Linked DNA regions of Mus musculus: regions 2 and 3 are each linked to region 1. Evidence: chromatin loops called from intact Hi-C (ENCODE). Cell type or tissue: left cerebral cortex. All regions are shown on one strand. Region 1 holds the start of Sdhb (succinate dehydrogenase complex, subunit B, iron sulfur (Ip)). Region 2 holds the start of Rcc2 (regulator of chromosome condensation 2). Region 3 overlaps Crocc (ciliary rootlet coiled-coil, rootletin).

The links. Hi-C counts contacts between places; a loop is a spot of excess contacts. Peaks named below come from ENCODE experiments on the same cell type or tissue, not always from the same donor. Only the 100,000 strongest peaks of a DNase experiment are listed, where the experiment ranks them.
Region 2: a loop joins it to region 1, with 4 times the contacts of the local background. A loop is called at or near these places in 5 of 42 quality-filtered maps.
Region 3: a loop joins it to region 1, with 5 times the contacts of the local background. A loop is called at or near these places in 21 of 42 quality-filtered maps.

Annotation. Positions count from the first base shown.
Region 1 is chr4:140,961,173-140,969,172 of GRCm38, forward strand. Sdhb (succinate dehydrogenase complex, subunit B, iron sulfur (Ip)) reads left to right here and starts at 99. Exons shown (of 8, transcript NM_023374.4): 1 at 99-304; 2 at 5,323-5,456. The coding sequence starts at 233. In left cerebral cortex, CTCF peaks have their summits at 2,449 and 3,606 (motif pointing right); DNase peaks (open chromatin) are centred at 113, 904, 1,889, 2,945 and 1 more place; H3K4me3 peaks cover 2,569 bases; H3K27ac peaks cover 2,605 bases.
Region 2 is chr4:140,698,262-140,706,261 of GRCm38, forward strand. Rcc2 (regulator of chromosome condensation 2) reads left to right here and starts at 3,212. Exons shown (of 13, transcript NM_173867.5): 1 at 3,212-3,389; 2 at 3,886-4,174. The coding sequence starts at 3,896. In left cerebral cortex, a CTCF peak has its summit at 3,171 (motif pointing right); DNase peaks (open chromatin) are centred at 1,502, 2,601, 3,113, 3,955 and 1 more place; H3K4me3 peaks cover 4,076 bases; H3K27ac peaks cover 3,425 bases.
Region 3 is chr4:141,025,717-141,033,716 of GRCm38, forward strand. It overlaps Crocc (ciliary rootlet coiled-coil, rootletin), which reads right to left. Exons shown (of 37, transcript NM_172122.2): 20 at 7,086-7,255; 21 at 5,176-5,355; 22 at 4,433-4,567; 23 at 3,977-4,120; 24 at 3,382-3,620; 25 at 2,625-2,784; 26 at 385-552. Among named protein-coding and RNA genes, the nearest start is that of Mfap2, 19 kb to the left of the region's middle. In left cerebral cortex, a CTCF peak has its summit at 6,247 (motif pointing left); DNase peaks (open chromatin) are centred at 5,360 and 6,229.

The DNA of each region.
Region 1 (8,000 bases):
CTCAGACTCCAGAGGTCACCTTAGGAACATAGGAAGCCCAGTGGGCATGCGCCCTACGGGCCGCTGCTGCACACACGCACTTCCTGTACATTGGCTCGGAGAAACCGGAAGCGGCCTTCCACTCGTTGGCGCTTAGGCGGCTAGCGGTCCTCAGGGTGAGAGGCCGGCTTCCCACCGCGGTGTTCGACGGGATGCCGGAGGGGAAGGGGTGGGGCTGACGTCAGGAGCCAAAATGGCGGCGACGGTCGGGGTCTCCTTGAAGCGCGGCTTCCCGGCTGCCGTTCTCGGCAGAGTCGGCCTGCAGGTGAGCCCGGGAGCCGTGGTTCAGTGGGGAGCCGTGCCCGTCACCGAGGCTGCCTGGGTAGAGAGGCCGCGGAGAGGCGGAAGGAGCCCGGGTCCAGGCCTCGGGGGAGGACTTAACCCGGCATCCTGCTCTTGAGCATCCTTTCAGACAGCCATTCCGCGCTTCTCCATCACCGGAGAGAGAGGCGCGGCCGGGAGGAGGTTGGAAGAGAGAACAGAAAGACAGAGGTCTGGGAGGAGGACAGGGAGAGGTCAAGGTCATAGGATGAGCGACCTGTGGTCGGGACCCAGAATCAAATCCTGCTAGTTGTACTCCGCCAGGCTTGTGTGAAAGGGAGGCCTGCGGGGTGTCTGGGGTGGGACCCGGGAGGCCAGGTCGCACCTCCAGGTTAGGCTGGTCTGGATCGGTCAGGTCGGAGGGCGGTGGACTCTGCAAGGCAATGCACTTGACCCGCAGAGGAAGGGAGACATGAAAGAAAGCGACCCCGACCCCTTGAAAGATCCGTACTGTGGAAGTCTGCAGGCAAGACCCGGTTCCCTGAAGCGTGCTTATTCAGGGGTGTGTAGCGGCACTGATCTCATACCGCTGGCATGGGATGACAGGCAGAGCCTGGAGCTGCTTTTGTTAATAATTCTGTAGTAGCTCTGTCATAGGTCTCCCCACACGCCCTGTATCCTCGGGAGCTGCACAGTAGAAGCATTTAGAAAGGCGAGAAAAACTGCCTCTCCTTACTTTACAGATACCATTCAGTCCTCCTCTGGGCTTCTGGATAGTCCTTCACAGGCGGACAACAGGAACTCCCATTTTGTTTTGGGGGGTTTTGTTGGTTTTTTTTTTTTTTTTTTTTAGATTTGTGTGTGTGTGTATGAGTGTGTGCTTTCATGTATATGCACCATGTGCCCGTGGAGAAAAGAGAGCTGTATTTCCTGAACTGGAGTCACAGGTGGTTATCAGCCGCCATATGCGTGCAGGGAACTGAACTCTGCTCCTTCCAAAGTGCTAAGATGAATCTCCACCCTGTGATAATTTTAGTGTTGTTTTGGTTAGGTTTTGACTTTTCGGACAGTGTCTTTATGCAACCCTGGCTGGCCTGGAACTCAGAGATTCTCCGGCTTCAGCCTTCTGGGTGCTGGGATTAAAGGTGTGAGCCACCACCACCACCCGACTTGTGCATCCCTTTGCATGCACACCTATCACACCAGCACTCCAAAGGCTGATGCAGCAAGATCAGGAGTTTAAGGACATCCTCAGCCCCACACGGAATCCAAGGCCAACCTGGGCTACTTGGGACCCTGTCTCAACAAAAACAGACAGTGCCTTACCAGAGCCTCAGGCTGGTGTCCCAGATATTCAGTTAATGATTCTGTTTTTGTTGTTGAGAATGTTATGCATGAGTACTGTATTTAAATAATTTCCACCCCCTCTCTCCTCCCATGCCTCCCCTCCCTTTCACACTCATGACTTCTTTAATTATCATTGCTAAATATATACATACACAATCTCTTAAGTGCATTTAGTGTTCCTTATGCATGACGAGTTTAGGGCTGAGAACATGGGATGAATAATCACAACACCAGTCCGTGCCAAGGGGAATGGGAGAAATTTCACAAGGCCCCACCCCTAGTTGAAGAGCTGCAGCAATCAGTGGCTAACAAAGGGGGTGTGTCGGTTTGGGGGAGGAGCCACATGATAGGTTGTCCAGTTAATGGTTCTTGGTGACCTTGTTCTTCAGCCTCTTTCCTCGTTGCTGAGGCAGCAGTTGAGTTGTAAGAGCCCTGCTGTAAGGGGTGACTTCTCAGGCTCAGGCTGGGCTTTCTGAGTGTAGAAGAGGCTGGCTTCAAAGGTCGGACTCTGGTAGGATTTCAGGAGAGGCCTTTGCCTACTTTCCAGAGGCCTCCTGTCTGTGGGAATGCATATTTGTGCTCAAACAGCGCCATCCTCAGTTCTGGTTCTCAGTCCTGTGATGTGCACCTCTGGACTGCAGTCCTGCCTGTGGGAGTTTAGCTGCACTCGGTTAACTACCAGTAGCATCCTTATTTCTCCGTCTGGACTATGAACTCCAGGAGGGCAGACGCCTGGAATGCCCGCCTGCAGTCAGAACAATACAAATACATATATAAGCCAGTGTTGAAAAGCACAGATCGGGGCTGGAGAGATGGCTCAGAGGTTAAGAGCACTGACTGCTTTTCCGAAGGTCCTAAGTTCAAATCCCAACAACCACATGGTGGCTCACAACCATCTTTAAAGAGATCGGATGCCCTCTTCTGGTGTGTCTGAAGACAGCTACAGTGTACTTAGATATAATAATAAGTAAATCTTTAAAAAAAAAAAAAAGAAAGAAAAGCACAGATCATTTCCTGAGCTGTGCCAGCAGTTTGGCTTGCTCCTTGTGAAGTAGGTATCGGCTCCACCCTCCCCTTTGCAAAGGGGAAAGTGGGACCAGACTGGCTAAGCGATTCTCTAAAGAAAACACAGCTCAAAGGTAACAGGGCTGGATTGGAAGCAAACACACTAACACACTTCAGATACAAGCTTGCCCCTTGAGTCTGTGTGGGTTTGGCTTCATGCTGCCTTTGCCTTCCTGCCTTCGCCCACCTTCCCTCTTGGTGGCTGTGTCATCTGTCTAGCTTCAGGCCCACCCCTGAAGAAGCTAGAGGAAGTTCGTCTCCTCGCAGATTGTCTAGAGATGTTCTTCCCACATAGCACGCTCACTAGAGTCATAGATTGAGCTGCAGATGTGTTCAGTCTCCACTCCCATGGGGAACTTGGCACATAAGTTGCTGGACAAGGAGGGAGGGAAAGAAGGAAGTCTCACACTTTGGCCCATCTCCCTGTCTGCACAGTCTTTTTTTTTTTTTAAAGCAAAAGTTTATTAGGAAAAACTCCGAGAGCCAAGGAGATGACTCTGTGCATGTTGGTCAGGCCTGATGACCAGAGCCCCGCCCCCAGAGCCCACATGAAGGCAGAAGGAGGGACCCTACTGCAAAGTGTTCTTCTGCCCTCCACACGAGCGCATCCTCACCTCTGACATCATGCACACAATCGGAATAAATATGGTTTTGTTTCAAACAAAAGTTTTAATATAGATTTAGGCACACACATTAGGGGAGAGGACAAAAACTGCGAGGGGACACAGGCTTCTCATGGGGTTACTCATATTCCCCTTCCTAATACTGGGCAGCACTGAGGTTCCTGTGAGCTGCTGTTCTGCATCTAATGTCAGTGTGCACGATGCTACACAGCATCCATTAGGGAAGAATCGCAATACGGATGCATGTGGTCGTAATTACCTGGAGAGTCCAGAAGAGGGCGCAGGATGTGTCTGTATTATCCCCAGCACCTGCATAAACCAGGCATTGTAGGCCATCCCTGCTGACCCAGCATGGGGGTGCAGAGGCAGGAGGATGGGGCTTCATGGCCATCGGCTCAGGGTCATTGTCCCCGGCTGTCTGACTCACATGGCAGAGACTTGGTTTTGCTGAGATGCAGTGGAACACAGCAGAACTTGTTTGTTCCCTAATTTGATTTGTGTTCAGACATTCTTCATCTTGTTTTCTTCACCAGGTTTCCTCAGTGTGAGCTTTCACTGGGTTTGGGAGGAGTGCTTTCTTTTGAAATGCATGGTCTTAGCCTCCTCTGGCCTCAACTGCATGATCCTGCCTTCACCTCCCAAGTGTTTTTCGAGAGTCCTGTGCCAGTTTGAAAATGTTACCATGTTGGGTTTTTGGTTTGGTTTGGTTTGGTTTTGGTTTTGGTTTTGGTTTTTAGACAAGGTTTCTCTGTGTAGCCCTGGCTGTCCTGGAACTTGCTCTGTAGATCAAGCTGGCCTCAAACTCAAGAGATCCACTTGCCTCTGTCTCCCAAGTGCTGGGATTAAAAGGATGCACCACCACCCTAGCTGTCATGTTGGGATTCTTTACAAATACTTAATGCTGGGCAGTGGTGGTACATACTTTTAATCCCAGCACTTGGGAGGCAGAAGCAGGTGGATTTCTGAGTTCGAGGCCAGCCTGGTCTACAGAGTGAATTCCAGGACAGCCAGGGCTATACAGAGAAACCCTGTCTCGAAAAACCAAAAAAAAAACAAAAAAAACAAAAAACTTTATTCTGTTTGTATGATGAGGGAAGTAGCCCATGCCACTGTGTGGATAGTCAGTCCTGTCTGTCTGTCCATCTTACCTGGCTTCTGGGGATGGAACTCGAGTTTTTAGGCCACCATAGCAATCACTTGACCCTCTGAGCCATCTCACTGGCCATAGCATCCTGTTTTAAAAGCCCAAGTAGCTTTCTGACTGGTTTCTTCAGATCTCATGTAATAAGTCTCCCTTTTAAGTGTCATTATTTCACGTACATACATAATACAATGTTGTCACCACCTTGGTTTAAAGTCGTATAGGCCAGTCGTGTGGCACACACCTGTAATCTCAGCATTTAAAAGGCTGAGGGAGAAAGATTGAAAAGTTTGCGTCCAGCCTGGACTGCATGTGAGACCCTGTATCAACTGATGTTTCATTGTGCTCCATGACTCTCAGGACAAAAGGAACCCACCGCAGTGCTCTCGCCCTCACGTCAGCCTCCCCATCCTAGCAGCCTCACTCCTGCCTTTCCTCCTGCCTACTAACACTCTGCTCATCGGGCTCCAGTTAAACCCTAGGCAGGGCAGCCATGACCCCAGCTCACCTCCTCAGGATCCCTCCATGCACTTTGTCACGCAGGTCCCACCTCACTGTAGGTCACCACAGATAAGTTCTGTGGAGCGAAGGTTCTGTCTGTGTCAGAAATGAAGCTCGGTGTGGTGTCACTACAGTGCAGTGTCACTGCCCCTGGACCCATAGCTGCCATATCATGGGGGATTAACATCTGTTGGGTGTTGATGACCGTGCCTTCCAAGGAAGCTGGATACCAGCGTGTTTGTGCCCAGAAGTGCCATCATCATGCTTGATAAGTGGGGGAGTGCCTTGCAGTTTTTAATCAATCAATCTCTCTCTCCCTCCCTCCCTTTTTGTGGCTTTTTCAAGTTTCAGGCCTGTCGAGGGGCACAGACAGCTGCTGCTGCAGCTCCCAGAATCAAAAAATTTGCCATTTACCGATGGGACCCAGACAAGACTGGAGATAAACCTCGAATGCAGACGTACGAGGTGGATCTGAATAAGTAAGTGTCTGGGCCAGCCAGGCGCTGGCGAAGGAGAGCTTGGGAGGGTTTGCTGGGCTCTCAGTTAGGTCTGGTTTCTGCCATTATTTGCGGTGCTAGGGATTGTGGTGCCTGTGGGGTCATGCCTTTCAGGTCTTGAGAGATGTAAAATCCGATTCCCTTAATGATTGAGATAATCACATGTTTTCTGTCTTTAGAGTCAGTTAGATGTCTCTCAATAACTAGCTTGCGTGAGCGCGCTCGCACGTGCGCTCGCGCTCTCGCTCTCTCTCTCTCTCTCTCTCTCTCTCTCTCTCTCTCCAGTCTTTTGTAGTCCAGGCTTATCTTGAACTCACTATGTAGCTGAGGAAGACCTTGCATTTCTAATCTTCCTCTCTATGCCTCCCCAATTCTGGGGTTACTGGCATGGCTCGTGTGAGCTGCCATACCTGGTGTATGAGGTGCTGAGGTTGAGCCTGTAGCTTCGTGCACCTTGTATGAGTACTAGCTAGCTGTTTTATTAAGGAAAAAATTAAAAATATTGCCAGATAATTAGATGACAAAAATTTTGCAACTCAAACTCAGTAAGATGGGCAGTGGTGGCGTACAGTTTTAAACGCAATGCTTGGGAGACAGAGGTGGGCAGACTTCTGTGAGCTTGAGGCCAGCCTGGTCTTTGTGAGCTCCAGAACAGCCAGGGCTGCGCGGCAAAACTGTCTCAAAAAACAAGCAAACAAAACAGCAGAAGCCCACCTTGGCAATATGTGGCTAAAGTTATAAAATTTAAAAAATATATAAAGCCGTTAAAGAATTAGCTTTAATATAAATGTAAGCAGTGAATTAATCTGACAGCTGTATTTCTTTACTTTATGCTCTTCCCCATTAGCCACACAGAGAAACCAGTGTAATTCAAGCTACACCTCAATAGCTGAGCAGTTAACTGATCTACCTTGGCCTCCTATGCTAATCCGGCTCCCTCCCAGCCCCGCCCTGTGACACCTGCATAGTATTACTGACCTGGCTCTTCGGGCTCCAGGAGTGTTTTCAGGGCCTCTCTAAACCCCTTCCTTATGGCTCAAATCCTCCATTCTCCTTGAAGATCCGAATCCCCCCCACCTCCCCCCCCTCTTACTCCCTCTCCCTCCCTCCCTTCCTCCTCCTTCCCTACCCCCCATGTGAGGATTGATCCAGATATGAGGGCCGAGAACTCAGCATTTGAATAGCACAAGGGTAAACTTTATGCAGTGTAGATAAACATCTTGCCTTCCTGAGGCCTTCCTGTTCCCTCTTGGTAATGATAGAGATGGCTTTCCTCAGTGTGACCCCAGGGAGTGTGGGATGACTGTTGGCACTGGAGAGAGCCTGGCCTTGAGAACAGGGACTCGGCGAGCGGGCTGCATGGTTCTCCGTGAGGTCAGGCCCTAACCTCATAGCAGCAGAAAGATTGAAACTCTGGGAAGCAGAGCACATGACGAGCATGGGGCCTGAGCCATCTCTCCAGCCTGAGTCAGGACACACTCCAGTTTTAGATTACCCTGGAACACAAGAAGAAACGGCCTAAACCTGGCGGTGGTGGCACACGCCTTTAATCCCAGCACTCGGGAGGCAGGGGCAGGCGGATTTCTGAGTTCAAGGCCAGCCTGGTCTACAAAGTGAGTTCCAGGACAGCCAGGGCTACACAGAGAAACCCTGTCTCAAAAAAAAAAAAAACAAAAAAACAAAAAAAAAAAAACAAAAAAAGAAGAAGAAACGGCTTAAAACCAGTCATCTAAGACTTTACCTTAAGGAGGTGGGAAGGAGGTTGGAGATACAGCTCAGTCTGAGTGGGGCTTAGCCTACAGGAGGCCCCAGCGCCACAGAAACAGAATGAAGTCAGAGCCAGGCACAGCTGCGTGCGCCCGGCATCCCAGCTGCTGAGTCCAAGGTAGAGCCGGCAGGTGTGAGGCCAGCCTAGCAGAGCACGAGGCCTTGTTTAAATGAAGTCAACGAGGCTTAAGACACAGCTCAATAGTACAGTAGTACCAGTTGGCCAGCCTTGTGTAAGGCCCTGGGTTCAAGCCCCAGTATTTAAAGGGGAGAAAAAACCAAAAACAAAAAACAAAGAGGAAAAGAATAGAAGAATAGCAAAGCAAATCCAAAGAAAACATAATAAAGTTAACAGAAAAGGCCAGAAATGAGGATACACAGCACAGCAGGGGTGACTTCTGCTGTAGGATTTAGGAAGCCAGCAGCCTGTGTAATAGCAAGTCAAAGCCAGCCCAAGCTGTCATCAGACCTTGTCTTAAAAGAAAGGAAGGAAAGAAGGAAGAAAAGAAAGAGAAAGAGAGTGGGTGCTGGGATGAGGCTTGCTTAGTACACATGAGCCCTTGGCTCTTAGTTCTAGCACTACAGTAAAACAGCAAGATAAAAATCCCACTACCGGTGCAGGAGAGATGGCTCAGTGGTTAAGAGCACTGACTGCTCTTCCAAAGCTCCTGAGTTCAAATCCCAGCAACTACATGGTGGCTCACACCCATGAGATCTGACGCCCTCTTCTGGTGTGTCTGAAGACAGCTACAGTGTATT
Region 2 (8,000 bases), 260 kb before region 1:
TATCCTTTACGTTGGGGTGAACCCAGAGCCTCTCACAAGCCAAGCCAAGTGTTTTTCTCACGAGTATCCCCACCTCTATTTGCTTCTTCTATGCTGTCCAAGTTAGGTTCAAACTTACGATTCTCCAAGTAACTGGGACTAGAGAGCTATATACCACTGTGTCCACATTTTGTTTGTTTTGTTTTGTTTTTTGAGACGGGGTTTCTCTGTGTAGCTCTGGCTGTCCTGGAACTCACTCTGTAGACCAGGATCTGCCTGCCTCTGCCTCCCAAGTGCTGGGATTAAAGGCTTGCACCACCCCTGCCTGGTTTCGTGTCCACATTAATATAATAAAATTAGTCATGAGATCTGTTGTTGTGGCTTTTTTTGTTTGTTTGTTTGTCCTTTTTGCTCTAAGTCCTCAAGTCTAGGGTGGGCTGGGTGTAATAGTGGTACAGACCCAGGATGCCAGGGCTCAGGAGATGACGCAGTGAAACCACCAGTTCAAGGCCAGGCTGGGCTACACAGGGAAACCTTGCTTCACGAACATGGTAAAACAGCAGCAGCAACAACCACCAAACCAAAACCAAACCAAAACCAACAATTCCAGTGTGTGTTTGTGCTACAACGTAATTGCGGCACGGATCAGCTGTATTCAAGGGCTCAGTGGCTTCCCAGGTTCCTGGTTCACAGCGTAGATAGTTTGTGAATCCTCCTGTCATGGTCCAGTTACCCAGACCATCAGAATTCATCTCTGGAGCTGAGAGTGTGCATCTGTGGTGGATAGAGTGCTTGCCTAGCATGTAAGAAACCCCAGCTTTGACTCCCAGCATCTTATATACGGTGGTACATGTTTGCAATCTCCGAATTCCAGAGGTCAGGCTGGTGAATCAAAAAACTCAAGGTATATTATATGAGACCAGAGACTCCTTGGACTACAAGTGGAACTTTCTGTGGTCCAGCTGGATGGACCACAGCTCTGGGAAGGACCCTGGTTGCCGCCGAGTTTAACTTTTATTAAGGAGCAGCAGAGGAGACTAACAGTAAGATGGCCCATATTTCCATGTACAAACGGAAGCCGGGCATTTGTGCTCAGATAGAATTTGCTCTCTCTTCTCTTCTTTCTTCTGTCCCGAGCAGACGCTCAATTAAAATGAAGTAAAAAGCCCAAGCACAAGTGTATGTTGGAGGGAGCACTCCCTGCATGGCCCGTAGGTGCACCTCACTCTGTCACATTGGTTACATAAGGTGAACAGCAGCCTACATGTTCGCCTTTTCGTGTGTGCGCCCGCACCCCCATCTCAACCAGGGGCATCACTCGGGCTTTCCCTGGGTCTGAAATAGTGAGGCATGGAGTGGCAGAGAACACTTTTCCCATCCGACGAGGAGGGCTGGTTAGTGGGTGTTATCCTCTGAGTGCTCTTCTTCCTTAGCACAGCCTCAGGAAAAACCAGTTTTGGAAGCACCACACCTTGGGTCAGATGATGCAACGTGATATTAGCGTCGGGTTGCATCAGCGGTTCTGACGCATGTGCCTTTTACGCCGGCAGAAAGCCGTATAATGGGGCAGGAGAAAGAGAGAGAGACTCGCTGCCTAAAAACCTTTTAAAGGCACCCTCAGCGTTTCTAATTGGCCACACAGGGTGTTGTCGGGAGGATAACCGCCCAACCAGCCACCACCCCCGGACAAGCTCCGGCGTGCCATTTCCTGAAACCCGGACCTGACGGCACACTTAGGCAGAATTCTTTTCTAGTTGGTTCTAATGTTTTATATCAAAGCATCACGGCTTAATCTCTTCAATCTTTTCGAATGCCAGGTCTATTAAGAGGCTTTCAGACGGTGCTTCTAATATCCCTGAAACGCACCAGTTGGTGCTCATTTTCTGAGTTGTTTTACATAAGTGCTTCCACCCAGGCTGGTGACTTTGATCAAATAACTTAGATTTGGTTCTCCAGGATTCTCCGCCTGCCTTCAAACGTTTGGTCCTGTGCACCCTCCCCCCGCCCCCATCCCGCTTCTTGATGTAATTAAGAACGAACTGCAAAGACCCTAGAAACTCTCTCTAGTCAACCAAGGAAGTTGCCAAAAAAGAAACTTTCAGTGTTAACTCGGGCGCTCGAGAGAGAGAGAGAGAAGTAGGAGGATCAGGTTCAATGTCAGCCTGGGCTACACGGTCAGTTTCAGGCCAGCCTGGGCTACATGAGACGGAAACAAAACCCCAAAGAAAAACATTTGTCAGAAGAGAAAGTGACACTGAGATGCAAACCTTCCCCTAGTTCCAACCAAGCCGATCGTGCACGTGGCTTGTCGGGTCCTGTGAGGGGGGCCCTGTCGACTCCTCAGCCTTGACCCCAGCACCTCTGGCCACTTCTCTTCCCGGATTCCTAGACCCTGCACTGTCCCACGGGGTAGGGGAAAGGTTTCCTCTCCCACTTCTGCCAGGTCAGATTCTTTACAATTTTAAAACTCAGCTCTCCCAGGGAACGCCTTCCTTGATCCTGGAACCCGGTAAGTACCATGCTTTCAGTAATTTCTTAATCTTTCCTCTTACTTCGCCTTCCAACTGGGCAGAGATCTTGTTCTCCAGGTCTGTATTCTAAGCTTCTAGCACCTTTGCATCTAGTCTTGCTTGTACTGAGGCGCGGTAAATACGTTTTTAAAATGAAGAAAATTCCCATCACAAGTACTTTCAAGTCCACCTATGCTAATTACTAATTTCATAGTACGTCCCCCAGCTAATTACTAATTTCATACTACACCAAACCTTTATGTAACTTGATCATTCTAACAGCACCCGGCTGCACACTCTGGACGCATCCACGACGTATCAAATCTACCCTGAGTCTGCACAGGAGAAAGTTACTCAAATTGTGTTCATTTTTCATTCCCATCACTCAATTAGGGCACGTCCCTCGCTGGCTGCTGCGTGAGCAAAGCAACTATTTTCCAGCGAGTGTCCTCAGGTGACCTGTCTAGACGCTCAGGGGGAAAAAACAAGAGAATCTGACACTCTCCCGAGCCCCGAAGACGCCTTGTGACGCGCAGGCCGCGCTGCGTGCAAGGGCGTGCGGAGCGCGCAAGCGGCGGGGCCCAGCGGGGCCTGCGGCGTGGCGCCGGGCGTCCGGGACGCAGGCTCGGGTGGGCGGCCCGGCTGGGCGGTGGGGTCCTCCGGCCGGTAGGGGGCGCGCGCACCCGGGGCCCCTCGCCGCCCGCCGCGCGCGCGCTCGCTTGCCGCCCGGCCGCACATGTGTTTCTGTTTTGTGTTGTAGCATTTGTTCTGGAAGCTCGTATTTACATTTTAAGTGTATCTGGTGAGTGGGCTGGAGCCCTCGTCCCGGCCGGGGAGAGAAGAAGCCTTCGACCCCGTCTTTCAGTCGCTTCCCTCCTCGTTTCTCATCACTCCAACCAGGTAGGGGCTGGAAACCGTCTGGGACCAGTTTGCAGGGTCTGGGAAAGTTTTTTTTTTTTCCTCTTTTTTTTTCTCCTCTCCCTCCCCCTTCCCCCCCGAGAAAGGTTAAAAAAAAAAAAAAAGACGCTGGGGAAGGGGGGGTTGGGGGACGGAATGAATAAGAAGGGGAAGGAAGGCGGATCCACGTGGTTTAATCGGAGACAGACAGAGATCCCATTGTTCAAAATCAATAAAAAAAAAAAAAAAAAAAAAAAGCAGACGGGGCGAGCGCCGGGCCGCGGGGGCCGGGCTGGGGCCCCACGAAAGTTCCTCTTTTCGCGCGTGCTCGCAGGTGCTTGGGGCCCGGCCGGGGTACAGGGGGGGGTCCCCGCGTGGCGCGCGGCGTGGGGAGGGGCGAGGGAGCAGCAGGTGGGGCGGCCCACGCCGCGCCGCGCGTCCCCTCCCCCGCCCCGCAGCCCGCCCCGTGTGCATTGTGCGCCCCGTGTGTCTCCCGCAGCCCGGCGACCATGCCCAGGAAGAAGGGGGCGGCCTGGGAGGAGCCGAGTTCGGGCAACGGCACGGCGCGCGCGGGGCCCCGGCGACGCGGCGGCCCCGCGGGCAGGAAGCGCGAGCGGCCCGAGCGCTGCAGCAGCAGCAGCGGCGGCGGCAGCAGCGGCGACGAGGACGGCCCGGAGCTGGACGGGGCCCCCGGCGGCGGCAAGCGCACAGCCAGGCCGGCGACGGCGGGCAAGGCGGCCGGCGCGGCCGCGATCATCACGGAGCCCGAGCACACGAAGGAGCGCGTCGTGAGTGGGGCGGGGGCGGTTGGCGGTTTTGGGGGGGAGGGGCGCCGTGGGGTCACGCCCCGCCCCTCCCCCACGCCGCGCGGGGGAACTCCGGGGAGCCAGTCCCGGGCCGGGGGAGGGGGGGGACCGGGTGTGCGCGGCCACGCGGGGGCTGTCAGTCCCTCCTTCCCCCCCGTGCGTCCACCCCCCTCCTCCCCCCCACCCCCGCGTCTCTTCCTCCCCCCGAGGGGGGAGGGCAGTCCGCGGGGAGCAGCCGGCTCGCGCCGGGGCTTTGAGGTTCCCGCCGCTGCGGCTCGGGCGCCCCGGGGGGGCGGGGCCTGGCGCGCGGCGCGCATGCTCCGTGTTAGCCCGGCGCGGTCGGCCCGGCCGGTGCGCGCGGGGCATGGTGGGGGCCCGCGCGGCGCGGCCGTGAGCGCGCATGCTCCTCGGAGGCCCTCCCCACCCCGGGGCTCCCCTCCCACCCGCGACCCCCCGCGGAGCGGCGCTGGGCTTTGTCTGCCTCGGGTCCTCGCGGCGTGGGGGCCAGTGGGGTCGGTGCTCCCCTGAGGCTCCGGTCTGGGCCGTGGAACTTGAGCTTTCGCGGGGGCGGGGGTGGTGGTGGAGAGGAAGCCCCGCAGAGCCGGGCCCAGGGTCCGCTTGAGTCTCCGCCAGAACTTTGTAAAAGCAAGTTTTCGGTGATACACCCCTCTACCCCCTCCGCCTCTGTGTCCCGGAGATCACGTTCTCTGTTAACTCTAAGAAAGAGATGGAGCTTGACCCTCGGGAGAGTGTTGCCCATGTTCCCAAGGGTGTTCTGCAAAAGGTGGCAAGGGCACACTAAGAGGGGTAGAAGAGTCCTAACCATCTTGCAGTAGAAGAAAGGTTCCCGCTAGGCATGCAGAGGGGCCCTGCATGAGGTAGGCTCGCCAGGTAGACCGGTCTTAGCCAGAGTATTGGAAGGGTAACTCACAAGCTGCTCTATTTATTGCCTAGTGGGTTTGGACAAGGCTAAGAAGTTGGGCATGATAGGGTCTTTTCTCTGCTGCATCGGGTTGTCCTGAAGTTTAGGAAAGCCATGTGGAGTTGGATTATTTTGTGAGTAGGAAAAAAAAAATCAGTAAGACAATGACTGCTCGTAGGGGTGGCAGAGGGAAGGCATTTATTGTGGATTAAACAGAGACACAGGCAGGGACATCAGAGAAGTCTGACCCTTGGGGGGAGTGAGGATAGGAACCAGGTGCAGGAGCCGCCCGAGTAAAAGAGGGGACCAAAATGGTCGGGTTATATAGAGAAGAGTAGGTAGGGGGAGAGGGTAGCTTAGCCTGTGGGCTGGATTAAGTTTAGGGTAAGGGGCGGGGGTATATCTGCCTGGAGTGTCCGGTAACAGGTACTGTGAGGGATGCCGGGAGATCCTAGTTACCAGTTCTGCTTTGATATGTTAAATAGTCCCCTCCGCTCTTTGTCCTGGTTTTGAGACTTCTGCCAGGGCCTGGTGAGTTCCAGGGTCTGCAGGCTGTTAACCCTCTCAGGGATGCACGTGAGTGGAGTGGAGGAGGGGCTCAGAGGCCTCTATCTCCAAGGGTCTTGTATCAGAATTGGCACCTTGTGTGCTATGAGGAGATGCCATGTCTGAGAGGAGGCAGTCCCCTGTAGTTTGTGCTTGTTCTGTGTGTACAGCTAACTTCCCATATCTGTGTAGAACCGGAGCTTAAAAAGGGCTTTGTGTCCATCCCCTTAAAGCTAGGGGGACTATCACTGTAGAACCGACCCCTCAGTGGTCAGTTAGGGGGTGGTTGGATAAGTGAACCCAGGGGCCTCTGGGGACTTAACTTTCTCGCTGTTACACCTGGGAAGTGTGTGCTTCCAGCTTCTGCCCCTGTTAGGGTCAGGTTGAGTTTGGTTCAAGGTCAAGAACACAGCCTTGCAGCCTAGGCTGGCAGACTGCCCAGTGTCTCTGGCCTAAGGGCTGTGGTCTCCCTCTGCTAGGCAGACACAGGACTGTCTCTGCAGTCGGCCACTATCCTGGATATTTCAGAAAGCTACTTAACTCGGCAGAGACCAGCCTCTCCCCTGAGGGAGGCTCCTCTGCCAGTGTCTGGGCCTCCTGCCTTCACTTTTCCCTTACCTTGAACTTGAAGTTGTCTTGGGCTTGGGAAGATGAGCCATGTGTTCTGTTGAGTTGTCCTGCTAGAGTTAGGTGGGTTAGGAAAATCAAACAGTAGTCCTTAAGAGTCGATGTGTGGAAAACGAGCCTTCAGTCTTGTCCTATGATATTCAAGGACCTGAGGCTCAGGCGCAGGCATCCAGCTCTGTGTGTTAAATCGGGGTTGCTAGGGTTTCACGGACCCTGCAACATAGTGTTGGTTCTTAGTGCAGTGGGAGGAGGGTTGGTAGGGATGGTTGTTGCCAGCCTCTTGCTCCCTGGTTCTCCTAGTCCCTGAGCATCAGTCTCCTAAATGGATGTGTTTAAAGGTGGACTCTCGGCCTCACTCAGGGAGTGTATGTACTTGGGTGGTAAGTCAGAAACTGCGGTGGCCAGGAAGCCCCCGTTTGCTGATTGGAGACACTTGGTGCATTTTCTGCCTTGGCCACTCATCTGCATTCAGGTCACATTCAGGTGACCTGTCCTGGAGAGGTAGCTAGGTGAGGTTGAGTTCACCCGACCTGGACTGTTGGTTGGGGTACAAGTGTAGGCTGTCAGACAGATGCAGTCATGTCCAGGCTGAGTTAGCCCCGGAGAGCAGGAAGACCTCTGCTTGCTTTTTCCCCTCCCTCCCTCCCTCCACCTGTCCATTCCTCCGTCCTTTTGATGCTGGGGACTGAACCCAGGGCTAAGCACAAGCTCTTGCACTGAGCCCCCATTTGTTCACTGGGATGGCCTCTCCCCCCATTAAGGCCAGCAGGCTTATGGGATATGTTGTTGATAGTCTGTGGATGAGGGGTTTGTTTGGACAGGGGCTTGACTGAAAGTGAGTTGAATCGCACTAATTAAAACTTTGTATTCCATAAGGAGGGGAGAGTAAGTAAGCTGTAGAGGGGTGAACAGTTGAGTTAATAGCAAACGGGGTGTAGGTGCTCGCAGTGGATACGGTGAGCTGTGAGAATGGGGTTTGTGATGGAGAAGCTGGGGCCAGGGTAGCAGTTAGTGTTCTTGGGAAGCCAGGCAAGGTTGTCCACAGGTCTCTTTTTCCGAAGGGTGGGACTTTCGAGTCCCTGTCTATCAGCCATCGCGAGTTTGAGGAGCCACAGGGATGGCAGTGGATATTGGCTACCAGCATTCTGCACCCTGCATCCTGCCCAAGCCCGTGGCCTGGTGGCGCTCTGGGATCGGAGTGACCACATCTCGGTGTTGGTGAAGGTCGAGCTTGGGAACCTCCCAGCTTCTCTCCCCTCAGAACCTGCTAGCGCAGCGCTGTTGGGCCTGGGCTTGTGCTGGTTTTGAGGCCTCTCCCCTATGTTTCTGGGGCCCCTTCAAAGTGCAGACCTGAAGAGTAGAGTGAATGTATGTGTCCGTGCACAAGTAAGTGTTGGCCCTACTGCGGGCCCAGTGCCATGGGCTGAGCCTGGTAGGATATTCCAGCCCCACCTGCCCTTCAACAAAGGAGAAGGAAGGGAAAGTAGGCTTCCATCCCGTTCAGGTAACTTGAGTCTGGCCCCACACCCCACAGGAGGTCTGAATAATTGAACTGGGTGGCTACTCCATCCTTGTGAGGCCTGGGTTGGCCAGGCAGGTCCTGAAGCTTGATCCTGGCCTCTGCCTTTTGGACCTGACTGGAAGTAGGGGACACCGGGGAGATCAGGTCCCACCCCACCCCCACCCCCCCAAAAAAGTGTGCCTGCTGGGGAC
Region 3 (8,000 bases), 65 kb after region 1:
AGCCCCTCTAGTGAGCACAGCACCTTCCTCTCACCAAATCTCGCGACTGACAGAGAAGTATGCAGAAGCACAGAGAGCGAGTGACCGACCACCAGGAGACCTGGTGGCTGTGTGACATTGGGCAGATGCCTTGACCTTTCTGAGCCTGTCTGGTTATCCTGGTAAAATGGGGCTCACATTACCTACCTCGTGCGCAGGCTGTGGGAGAATCAAGCAAGGCTGTCTTCAGAGCCTCCCCACCACCTTTTGGCGATCTGCACACATTGGGTCTACAGTTCTTTCAGTTGTTAGTACTAATACAACTGAGAGGGTCTCACTCTGGAGGGAAGTCAGGCCTGCAGTGACCCACCCTCCTCTGGCCAGCCCACCCTCCTGCCCAGTTACCTCCTGTTTCAGGGCTTCCAGGCTGCTCTCGCCTTTCAGCAACCTCTGCCGTAGGCCCAGGGCCTCTCGCCTGCTCTCCTTCTCCGTCCGCTCACCCAGGGCCAAGCGGCCCTGCAGGTCTGCCAGCTCCCGGCCCAGCCTGCCATTGTCACTGTCCAGTGTCTTCATCTGTGAACCAGAACAGGCAGGGAGGCCCTGCAGGTCTGCCCAGTCCTGGCCAGCAGGCTCCAGGACAGACTGACCTAGGACACAGGCGTCACCTTAACTCCCCGCCCATGCCCACGGGAGCCTGCCCTGGTGAACTCGCAGAGCTCAGGTCACTCATTGGGTGGGTTGGGGAGGGGCAACAGCTCCAAGAGGTTGAGTTGACATCCAACTGCTTGAGTGACTACAGCCGGGAACTATAGCTCCCAGAATCTCTGTTCCCTGCTACAGAGGCAGCCACAGAGTGCTCGTGTGCCTAGCTGGTCCACACACCTACACCAACCGAGCCGACCTTCATTTGTCCCTGTGAGCTTAACCTGATAGAATGGAAGAGACGAGGCCAGGGTGTTGGAATGACTTGCCTACTACACAGCCCACAAGCAGCAGACGGGGAACATGAGGGTCTATTCTAAGTCTGTTTCCTCCTAGGAGCAGATGGGGCAGGGTCCACTCACCCACAGAACTATAGCAGGGCGGGACCAACCAGGGAGCCTTCACACCGCCCCAGCCAGAGCCTAACACAGGCAGTCCTCCTGAGGGCCCTGGGCGAGCGGCCTAGGTGGGAAGGTGTCATTTCCAGGAGGACCATCTACCTCAGAGCATCAGTCTCTGGCTACCACACACTGCCTCCAGAGGCCAGGGAGACTGGGTTCTCTGAGTGTCAGTCTCTGGCTATCACATGCTGCCTCCACTGAGGCCAGGGAGACTGGGTCCTTTCCTTAGGCCTTCTAGAATGGGGAAGCCTGAACTTTCCAGTGTTGACTGAGCCTTGCTGGTGACAGGGGGAGATCAAGTCAGAGGTGAGCTCGGCACAGCACGCAGACAAGTTGAGCTATCTCCTGTCTCTGCTAAGGCAAGGATGGCTCTCCAGATCCTTTTCAAATGGTACAAAATGGCTGGGACAAAACAAAATGAAACAGAACCAGAGAGGAAACAGTATTTCCTGACACATGATAATCCCATGAAGTTCACAGTCTGGCTGGAGCACACTGCACACGTTCATGTTCCGTGCGTGTGTGTGTGTGTGTGTGTGTGTGTGTCTCCCATCTTGTGCTGGGAATCAAACACAAAGTTTGCACATGCTGAGCAACACCCTGCTACAGAGCTGAACCCCCAGCCTCTTATGGATATTTTCCTTTTTAAAAATTTTACGATGTTATTTTTACATGTATGAGTGTTTTGCCTGCATGTCCATTTGTGTACCATATGTGCCTGTGGAGGTCAGAAGAGAGTACTGGATGCCCTGGGACTGCAGTTACAGACACATAACTGCCATGTAGATGCTGGGAACCAAACCCAGGTTAGGAACAGCAAGCTCTCTTAACTACTGAGCCATTTCTTCAGCCCCGACTTTCATGTCTTGGCAGTTCTATGTTGCAAAGGCAGGGCTGCATGCTTTCGGCAAGTGTTCTTACTGAGCTGGTGAGATTTTACTTTGTATTTTGAACAGAGTCTCAGTAAGTTGACACTGCTCTTGGACCAGTCTTAAGACCCAGGCAGGCCTTGAACCTACGACCCTCCGGTCTCAGTGTCCATAGTAGCTGGGATTACATGCCCCACCATGTGCGGGTAATCTTACAACACTAAGGTAGGTAGAGATGGAGACAGCACACGGCCTGTAAAAGTAAGTACTGAGCTCTAGGTCAGCTTGCTTGCTTGGCCCAGCTCCTGGGAGCTGGTCTTTTACTGGTCAGGCTTCTTTAAAACTGGACAAGATGCTAGGGCTCCCTCTAGGGACACTTAAGTCTGAATATGAGCCAGGGCACAGAGGTTCACAGGTAGAGGATCCCTCAAAGCCTGCAGTAACCCCGGTCAAAACCCACTGGTTCATCAGGTTAGACATTTGGTGCAACCACTACTTTGGTCTGCTGGTGTATGTGGGGCCAGGGTATTGCGTCTCCCCAGAAAAAGTCAATCACATATTCATGAAGGCCAAGGGCAGGTAAAAGATTTTGCTTTTACACACAGTAGAACTGGTCTCCTGAAATGGGTGCTGCTGGCCAGAGCCTGTGGAAGGGCAGAAGCCAGGGATGTACCTGTCGCCTAAGCTCCTGCAGCTCACGTCGAGCCTCCAGCCGGGATCGCTCCACCTCCTGCAGCGAGGCCCGCAGCTCTCCAGCCTCCTTGGCTACAGACACTCGAGCCTCTTCCAGGAGGGCCAACTTCTGCTCCTTGTCCTCATTGGCAAGCTTCAGGCTGCAAGGCAGAGGCTGTTCTGGGACAGTAGTTCTGTGCCCAAGGCTTGCCCTGGGTCTGAGTTGGTCTGGCCCCGAGATAGCCTAAGCACCTGCCCATATGACAATCCTTGCACTGACATAGTGCGGCTCGGGAACAACCTTGGGAGGAAGAGAGGCACACCAGTGTCTCTGGTGGGGGTTCAGTTTCCAGGGTGACCGACACAGGGGAGGCCTGAGTGTGACCCAATCTCTCTGCTGCCACCTGTCCACTCTCTGTGGTAGGCGGCACCATCTACATGATTCCCTAACCATGGGGTGAAGTGAGGTCCGGGCCAAGGTTCAGTTAGAGCAGTGGTTCTCTCTCTACCTGTGGGTCACAAACCCTTTGCGGGATGAAGGAGAAGTCATATATCAGATACAATCTGCCTATCAGATATCTACATTACAATTCATAGCAGTAGCAAAACTACAGTTATAAGGTAGCAGTGTAAATGACTTTATGGTTGGGGTCACCACACCATGAAGAGTGTATTAAAGGTCACAGCCTTAGGAAGGCTGAGGGCCACTGAGTTAGAGAATGGGGCACGGGAAGCAGGCAGTCCCTTGCCGCTCTCACCTGATGCGCTCACTCTCCGCCTTCTTCACTGCAGACCTCAGCTCCTCGTTGGACCGCCGCAGGGCCTCCCGCTCCTTGGCGCCCTCACTCAGGCTGCGCCGCAGCTCACTAGCCTCTTGGCGATGGGCTTCGGAGCTGTCCTGACTGTCCCGACCCTTACGCTGAGCCTCCAGCAGCTCCCGCCGCAGCCCATCGCGGGTGTCCTCCAACACACGCAGCTGAGTCCTCAGCTCTTCTGCCTGTGCGTCCAGAAAATGGGGTCAGGGCCTCTCAGGCTAGGACCATGGCAGAGAGGGGCCAGTAGGCCACCTCCCTCCCTGGCTAGAGGATATCGTGGTCCCAACACTGCCCCATTGATCTATGGTGAGTGGCTGACCTAAGTTACGGTAGGTACGGGACAAGGTATGCTGGGCTCAGCAGTGCCTGAACTTGACATGAGTCCCCCAATGCAAACATCAGGTGCCTAATGACTGTTTACAGCCCCCTCTCTGAGGTAACCACTGTCTGTCCTCACGCAGGCAGGAGGACTCCCAGAACCAGCCCCAGCATACACGCAGCAGCCCTCAGTGATGCCAGGACAGTAGCGTCAGTTCACCTCCCGCATGCAGGCCTCCCGCTGCCGGCCCAGGTTCCCCGTCCGTTCCTCCAGCTCTTTCACCGTCTGGGCATGGGCGGCAGTGGCTTCCTCCAGCTGGGCCCGGAGGTCTCGAAGTTCAGATGTCAGGGCGTTCAGTGTGTTCTGAAGTGACCAAGATCCTCACGCTTATTCCTGACGTGGCCCCCAACACCCACCCCGCTGCACTGCTCAACCCCAGGACTAGCCCTCCCAGGGGCCTACCAAACCTCGGTGCCTTCCTTGAAGCTCACCTCTCTATACTAGTAGTCTCACCAAGGTGGAGCTGGTGGCCACCTCCTTCAGTTGGGGGTCCTGAAGGAAGGGCTGGACCTTCCACACAACCTGGCAGCATCTCCAGGCCCTCCACTCTAACAAGCCCCTTCAAGCCATGCTGGTTTCCCCTTGGTCACAGGCCCAGCTGGGCTGCCTACCTACCCGGTCCTGTTCCTGCCGGCTCTGGGCATCTCGCTTCTGCCGTTCCATCTCCAGAGAGATGGCAGCCAGACTGTGCCGAGTTCCCATCAACTTCTCCGACAGCGCCGTCTTCTCGGACTCCTTCAGGGACAAGGCCTAGGCAGAGGCAAGGATGACAGGCCTTAGGGTGTGGCTGGGCCTTTCTCCTAGCCTTCCGCTGGTGCTGGCTCGCAACAATGGCCCACCACTGGAGGACGAAGGGCAGAGGCGCCTGCTAAGGAACAGCAGCAGAACCCGGGTGTGGACATGATCTACAGATCTAACTGATGCTTCAACTTCCCCCCTGGAGGTGAAGACTTCCTTGAGTCTCAGTTACAGATGAGAAAGCTGTAGCTCAGGGGGAATGTGATTTGCCCAGGGCGACAAAGCAGGAGATAATCAAGTCTGACCTGCTCCATTACCTTACAGAAAACCAAGAATTAACAATTTGGAAGGATCAGCAAGTGCCTATGGGCACAGCCCAGTCAGAGGCATCCAGCCTGAGGCAAGCGGAGGCAGGAGACCGGAAGACAGCATGCCCTGTGCCACCTGTCACTGTCACTGTGCTAGGCCTCCAACTCTCCTGCCCTGCAGTGAGAGCTGAGACCCCGGAAGAACCTGGCTGCTTCCTGCACTCCTAGCTGCTGGGTGGGGGTGCGCTGGGCAGAGGGGGAGAGCCCCAGAGCTGTCCCACTACTCCCCACCCCCCTCCCCAGCTCACAGACCTGCTGCTTTTCGCTCTCTGCCAGCAGCAGGCCCTCGTCCCGCTCCTGCTGCAGCGCGGCAATCTCCTTGCTCAGCTCCTCCTTCTCGGCCTCCATCCGTGCCAGCAGCTCCTCTCGCTCCTGCTGCAGCTGGCCCTGCAGCTGGGCCCGCTCTGCCTGAAGCTCCCGCCATGCAGCCTCCTGAGGGCCAGAGCAGGGCTATGTGACACACTAGGAGGGGCCCACAAGGTTCCTTGCAGACGTCGGGTCAGAAGAAGGCACAAACACCCCAGAGCTAAGAGCCGTGCCACCAGGTCACTGCAGGGCAGGGCACTGGAAGCTGTGCTGAGGTCACCTCAGGTCTGTGAAGACAACAGGGAACCCCAGTGGCCTGGGATGAGAACAGGAATGCCCCTGGGGAGGATGGTCAGCAGCCATCCAGGGAGGGGGAGAACTAGGCCAGCAGTGTAGCCTGGAGGCTGGGACACGGTGACAGTGGGCCAAAGCCACAGGCACAGGCACTGGTCTGACCAGGTGAGCTGTGGCACTGAGGGCTAAGGGGACAATGGGGACCCCCAAGCCCAGGTGATAGACAACCCGAATGTTATTTTTTAAACTTTTAGGTTTATTCATGTGTGTGAATATTTGTCTGCAAGTATGTCTATGCACCATGTGCACGCCTGATGCTTCTGGCGGTTAGAAGATGGCATTGGATTCCCTGGAACTAAAGTTACAGATGGTTGTGAGCCATCGTGTGGATGCTGGAAACCAAAACCAGGTCCTCTAGAAGAGCAGCAAGTGCTCTTAGCTGCTGGGCCATCTCTCCAACTCTGTTCAGACAGCTAGAGGGTTGTGTAGAGGAAATAAGGCTGGATGCAAAAAACCTCTGGGACTCAGACTGTCAGAGAAGCTGAAGAGAATACAGGCTTGTGGGCACTGACAAGGCCAGGAAAGGTGGTGCCAGGGGCCACAGCGCATGGCTCACTGGGAACATGATACAGCCATGGCAAGGACAGCTTTCTCAGGGTGAGGGCACTGCCTGTCTCTGGTGGTGGGTGAGGCCCTTCTTCAGGCGCTGCCCTGCCACCTACTGGCCATATGTGGTAATTTCCACCCAAATCCGTGGAGGTGGGGGACAAGGGAGGCATCTTTTTCACCACTCTATGAGTCCTGCACGGGGACCATAGCTGTTGGAGGCCGCCCTGCCCAGGCTGTTTTTGAAGCCCTGTCCTGGGAAACACTCCGTGCTGGGGATTCTCAAGTAACAGGAACTGCCAGGAAATTTACTAAGCACTTGGTGGCTGCGCTAACCCCTTCACAGGACCCCATAGCAATCTATCCGTTTCTATGGAAGGAAAAATGAAGGCACAAAAACCTTATATGGCATCAGTGGAGTGAGACCAAGGTCAGACTCAAACTCAGGAAATACAAGCTGACTCAAGTGTGCAAGTGACTTCCCTGGCACGCCCTGCCCTGTCAGTCCTGAACCTTATTGATGAAGTAGAAGCTTTCTACTGGACACTTGTTTGTTTTGAAACAAGGCCTCTCGTCATGTAGCCCTGGCTATTCTGGAACTATGTAGACCAGACTGGTCTCGAACTCTAAGATCTGCCTGCCTCTGCTTTCTGGGTGCTAGGATTAAAGGTGTACGCCACCACACCCTGCTTTCTGCTGTATGCTACACCGGCCTTGCTCCAATGACTGTGGGTCTCCATCAGGTTTAGACCTGGTTTGGGGCCTGGAGCTCTATGTATCTGATAAGGACAACCACCCTCACCCCTTATCTTCTCAGCTACCCCCAGCTATATATCCTCATATCTTCTATGGCAGGCATCTGTTTCACAGATATGGAAACTGAGGCAGGGCAAGACAGAGGAGAGCACAGAGACAGGGAGACTCAGAGCCCTGCCCACTCCTCCCCAGGACCAAACCTTCTCATGCTGCAGTCTCTGGAGATCCTCCTCATGGGCTGCCCGCTGCTCCCGCAGAGAGGCCTGTGCCTCCCGCTCGGCTTGCACTAGCTTCTGGGTCATCAGCTCCTTGTCCAAGGCTGCCTTCTCTTCTGTGGATGTTACCTGCTGCCGTAGGCCTGCCAGCTCCCCTGCACAAGAGGGACGGATGGCAGGAAGGCAGGGCTGAGTCACATGTCCCTCTGGACCGGCAGACTTGGGCTGTATGAGCCACACGGGCAAAATCAGGTGAGAACACTTTCGTGGCACCAATGCTGACTTCCTTGAGGGAGTGGCTCACCCCTCTGGGTACCAGTTCCCCACCTGCCTCACGGGCTCACTGGCTCTGCTCTCCTCATGGACAGGGGACAGAATGGCTGGTGAAAAGGGCACCACAGAGAAGAAGGATATCAAAGACACAGTGTCTCTGTCACTGACACGCTTGCTGGGTCAATGCAATCCATATGCCCTAGCACATCACAGTACTTGGCTTGGATGATGCGCCTGGTTAGTTTAACCTCATCCTCGTCAAAGACGATGCTCCAAGACCAGCAACCACTCAAGCTTTATGGAGTGTCTCCACTAGGGACAGTGCCCCTCACTGAGGGACAAAGCAGGAGGCATGTCCCACCTGGACCTGTGTATGTCGCCCAGGTGTGAGCCCAACAGCATTGCCCTCCCTGGGTCTGTGTGACTCTGGAAAGTTGCTTTCCATGACCCCCACAGCTGCTGAGCTACTGTGCTGAGCTGGAAGGACCGAGTACAGAGTGTGGGGCGCGTGCGGGAACCCTGGGCTGGGACCATGGGACTGAGATTCACGACAGCAGCTGATGGAGCCCAGAGTTCTCTAAGGACCTCAGAACCCTCCAGCCTCCCTGATGACGAAGCAGCAGCAGC